2 separate regions of the Mus musculus genome follow, and region 1 is linked to region 2. A link is a loop called in an ENCODE intact Hi-C map of the cell type or tissue named here. Cell type or tissue: left cerebral cortex. All regions are shown on one strand.

Region 1 (2,500 bases), 53 kb after region 2:
TTCTCAGTAAATAATCAGATCCATAATTATTGTTTGATAATGGCCAACTCAGAAACAGAGGCAGGAGGATGGAAGACACAAGCTCATCCTAACTCATAAACAGAGGGAATTGTAGGCCAGCCTTGAGAACATGAAACTTTGTCTCAAATAAGTCAAAGCAAAACAATAAACTATCTTTGAAGATCCTCTTCTCAAAACTCTGCCCCACCACAAAGAACATTTTTCAATTCATTCCAAACAACCAGTACTACTCTTGATAAAAACCAAGATGTGACAAGAAAACTAGTCAGAAAGCAACTTAAGGGAGGTTGGGTTTATTGTGACTCAAAGTTTGAGTATCATGGCAGGGAAGACATGGTGGCAGTGAGGTGGCTGGTCACATAGCATCTACAAGCAGAACATAAAGTGATGGGTTCTAGACTCAGCTTGCTTGCCTTCTTCCCTTTTTTTTCAGTTTAGGACCTGAGCTCACAAGATGGTGATGTGCACAATCAGAGTGGGTCTTCCTATTTTAGGATCTGATGGATCCATAAACGTCGGGACAGGGTCACTCTATCCAACCTGATCGATGACCTTTTATGTATAGTAAAAACCACTAAATTTTATACTTCTAAATAGTGAATTAAAGATACATGGACTAAACCTTATTTAATCCCAGAACTTGGAAGGCAGAAGTAGTTGGATCTCTTGGTTTCAGGCCAGCCTGTTCTACAAAGAGAAACCCTGTCTTGAAAAACAAAACAAAAAAGGCATGAACTGATTTAGAGACCTTTAATCTATCTTGCTTTTTTCCCTATACTTAATTAAGACTTACAATCCACTTCAATAGCTAAGCACAGGATCCCATTTTGGGGGTGATCTTATCTACCCAGTACATCCTACCTGAAGGAGCCTCCAACTAACTCCACTCCAACAATCCAGTTAGTGCTAAATATGTATGTCTACAGCAGCCAAATGAGTGAACTCAGGGTCAGCAAGAAGGCAGGGTCAGGAGTCACTGATCTCACATAGTGGCAAAGTGATAGAGGACTCAAGAGGAAACCCAGAGAAACCTGTCTTCCACCCCACAACTGAGATGGAGAAAAGTGTTAAACTAAGATGAGAACATAGAAAAACACTAGTGGACAAACCCAAAACAGGGAGGCAAAGCCCACCCCAAGTGATGACTTCCTCCTAAAGGCTCCTCCTAAAGGCTCCATAACCTCCCTAAAGAGCAGCACCACCTGCTGGGGACCAAACACAGAAGCCCAGGAGTGATATTTCACACTCAAACACCACCTGGGAAAGTCTACCAGGCTCCCTGGAAAGCCAGGAGAAATGCTCTTCTTGGGGCTAGTTTAGGGTCCCCCAAGAGCAGAATGAGGAAGTAGCCAAAATGAAAAAGCAGCAGGGTCAAGTCTAATGGAAGAAAGCTGCTTTAGGCTTCTCCATTACCTCACAAACACCAAAAGGATACATAATACCTTTTTCTGAGCTCAGAGATGGCTCGGTCAGTAAAGTGCTTGCTATCTAGTAAAGCACAAGCATGAGGACCCGAGTCAGAGCCTTAGAATCATGTTTAAAAGAAAAGAGCATAAGAAGGTGGTGCGCACCTATGATCCCTCATGGATGGATGGAGACAGAAGACAGGACAGTGATCTCCAGTGAGAGAACCTGTCTTCAGGTGGAGAACAACTGAGCAAGAGGTTTGACGTCAACCTCTGTCTCGCCCCCCCCACACACATACATATATGTATACACGTACATACATACATACATATATGCACACACTTTTTTCCCTAAGCAACTTGAAGTCTAGGGAAATATTTCTGAATAAGAGCAAGAAAACTTCCAAAGAGGTATGGTATTTCACACACAATCCCAGCTCTTGGGAGTCAGGTGCAGGACAACAGCCACACGTTCCAGGCAGCCTACGCTGCATCATAAGACCCTATTTAAAATAATAACAATAACAACAACGATACATTCCAAAGCAAACAAAACATGTAAAAGGAGCTTGCTTTCTACCCTACCCTTAAAAAGTGGCTTTTCAAGAACAGCCTGAGACGAGTCCTTCTCCAACACAGACTCTCTACCTCTAGACATGGGACACAGTGCAGCTTCCTCGCCATCTGCTCCTGTCTACATCTAGGATTAAAGCAGCACAGAGAAACTTCTCTGAATTCAGAAGGCAAATACTTTGCAAACAACTCACTGTCTAGACTTGCCTTATCTGACATCCTGCCAACCCAAGAGCCTGCTTTCAGTCATAAACCTTGAGCGTACCGGTGCTTCTATCTCCTGCTCCCGTGTGTCAGGAACACAAGCCAAAGGTCTCAGACAGCTTAAAAATCTCTAGGCCAGAATTTGTCAACTTCTTTAAAAACACAAAAATGAAAATAAATACCACACATATACCCATCAGAACATTAATAATCCCAGGAAAGAAAGTAAATCTATAAGCTCTAGGTTTGGTTCCTGGCACTCACATGGTGGCTCATAACTGCCTGTAACTGTCCTC
Region 2 (2,500 bases):
GCCAGCAGCCATGCTGCTGTAAGCAAAGGAGCAGGCCAGGACTCCGCCTGGTAGGTCTGGCTGTGCTCGGCTTTCCCAACCATGGCTTCCACTGGTCACACATTGAGAGTCTGAGGAGCTGATGTCTGAAAGATGGCTGAGGGATTAGGTGTGAATTTCCTCACCTCTGGAACCTGAAAAAGAAAGTGGGGCGATATTAGCGGGCTTTTTCCTCACCTTGTCCCAGTCCCAGGCTCTGAGAAGAGAATCCCTTGCCCCGTGCAGCACAGTGGAAGTTAGCAGATGAGCTATGTCCCGGGGAACATGAATCTCTTCTGCTTCTCTTTGCCCTTTGGTTGGGATGAAGGTCCCGCAGTTCTTGAAGGAACTCAGAGCCTCACGCGACATGCCCTTGCTATACCACAGAGCAGTGCTTGAGTCAGTTTGGTTTTAGTATTTCCACAGGGAATGAGGCTACACTGAGGATAGAAGTTACGGCTTGTATATGCAGCCTACCACTGAGCTACATTAAAGTCATTAGCCCTAGTAGTAGTCAGTGTACAGGCCGGGGTTTAAGAGGAGGTCAGACGCTGCTGCTCACTAGGAGGCCAAAGATGCCACCTAGCCAATGGCAGAGGAGCTTTTCTGCTCTTAGGTACATTTTGTTGGACGTTCCTGTCCTTATGACTCCTAAACCTTACCCTGGAGAATAGGCATCTGTCTTCCCACCCCCAGGCTGACCTGGAAGCTGGCCCCAGGGCTGGGGTCCCATCCGGAGCTGTGAGTTGTGACGACTCTGGCTGTTCTTGCCTTTGTGGATCTTGAGGGCTTCACTCCAGTCCAAGCTTGGAATTCCTGTCTGCAACAGAATACAATCTCAACCTTGCACAGGGTCAGTCATTCCTTTCCTGCACCCTAGCTTCTTAAAAGAAGCCCTAATCACTGGTGGTCTGCTTCAGTTCCTAGTGATGCTTTATCCTTCCTCACAAGCAGGACCAGATGCACCAGCTGTTCCAAGCAGATGGACCACCTTAGGAAGAGTTGCTCTTCTGTTCGCTCCGCCAAGAAGCCTCAGCCACCCAAATTCAGGAAAACAGTGGCAGAAAGCCCTTGGAAGAAACTTACACTGGTCAGGACTCACATGATGGAAGGAAAGAACCAAGTCTCCCATGGGTCTTCTGGTCTCCACATGTATGTCTTGATATGTGCACATGATATGCATGTACATACACAGGCACAACAAATGTAAAACGAACCAAAAACTCTTTAGTAAGTCACAGGGTTAGATAAATGACTTAGCAATCATGTATATACTCCTCTTGCAAAGGGCTACAGTTGAGTGCCCAGCACCCACCTCACAATCACCAGGAACTCCAGCTTCAGGGGACCTGATGCCCTCTTCTGGCCTGTTAGGAACCTGCCCTCACATGCACAAACAGAAATACACATGACTTTTAAAAGTAAAACAAAATCTCTTTAAAAATCTGAGAGTTACAGTAGCCATCTCAAAACAAAAACCTCCAAGCTGGTCTGCAGTCTGAGCTCCCATAAGCCACTTCACTGGAAAGAAAGAACTGGCTAACTTAGTGCCTTGTCACTAAAAAGGCTCAATTCTACTCCTGGGGACCTCTTAATCTTGTCAATGACCCTACTAAAGAGTAAACTCAGCAAGGCCATTGTGTTGTGTAATACCCACCCACCCATGACCACAGGCGCAGGACTCAGCCAGCCAGGGCCAGTGTCTGCCTGTGCTAGGCCCTTCCCCTACACTGGCCCTGAAAACAAGGGAGTCTTTTCTTGGCAGCATCAGAGCTGATCCTCACTGAGCAGGCAGATGGCATGGGCACGGGAAGCTGTTGCCTGCTGCGGTCAACACTGAGTTTTGGGTGTAAAGAAGAGCTGAGCCAGGGCCTGTCATAATTTTTGCTTCCTAAGCTTCAAGGTTCTAAGGACCAGCTGTCTAAACCATTCGCTGTTCTCTTTCTCCTGGGAAGGCAGAGCCTCCCCTGAGCATGTCCTTCTGTCCCCAGCTATCTCTGAGCTGTGCTCCAGGCAGCCTAAGCCAGCTGCTCTGAGGTGACAGCAGGGGACTCAAAGCAGGAAGAACCTATAGCAGTCCCTGGGGTGTTGCAGAAGATGTTCCAGCCAAGAGGGCTTGTGATAGAATAGAAAAAGTGGCATCAGAGGTAGAATTACCAGAGCCCTGGGTACCCATGGAGGACTATGAGTAAGGTGGACTATAGATTACGCCAAGATTAATGAAAGAATACAAGCCTCGCTGTGCTCCTTAAAAAGCATCAAAGGCTTAATATGTAGCCTTGGCTGCCTGGAACTTGCTATGTAAACCAGAGCTGACCTTGTACTCCTAGAGATCCACCTGCCTCTGCCTCCCAAGTGCTAGGATTAAAGGTGTGCACAACCATGCCCAGGTACTCCCTCCCCCATCCCACCCCCACCCCCACCCCACCCCACCCCCATCTTACATGGACCTGACCAGCCTCAAAAGAATTATGGAAGCATT

What was found. A loop is a pair of places that touch in the nucleus more often than their neighbours do. Peaks named below come from ENCODE experiments on the same cell type or tissue, not always from the same donor. Only the 100,000 strongest peaks of a DNase experiment are listed, where the experiment ranks them.
Region 1: it touches region 2 in a loop (1.9-fold over the local background); 10 of 42 quality-filtered maps call a loop at or near these places.

What each region holds. Positions count from the first base shown.
Region 1 is chr16:20,288,784-20,291,283 of GRCm38, forward strand. The region is part of intron 4 of Parl (presenilin associated, rhomboid-like); the gene reads right to left. Among named protein-coding and RNA genes, the nearest start is that of Parl, 12 kb to the right of the region's middle. In left cerebral cortex, a CTCF peak has its summit at 1,224 (motif pointing left); no DNase peak of the experiment used is centred here.
Region 2 is chr16:20,235,867-20,238,366 of GRCm38, forward strand. Map6d1 (MAP6 domain containing 1) reads right to left here. Exons shown (of 3, transcript NM_198599.2): 2 at 721-838; 3 at 1-173. The coding sequence ends at 96. Gm41431 (a long non-coding RNA gene) reads left to right here and starts at 781. Exons shown (of 2, transcript XR_875948.1): 1 at 781-871; 2 at 973-1,646. In left cerebral cortex, a CTCF peak has its summit at 1,377 (motif pointing left); a DNase peak (open chromatin) is centred at 1,852; H3K27ac peaks cover 1,618 bases.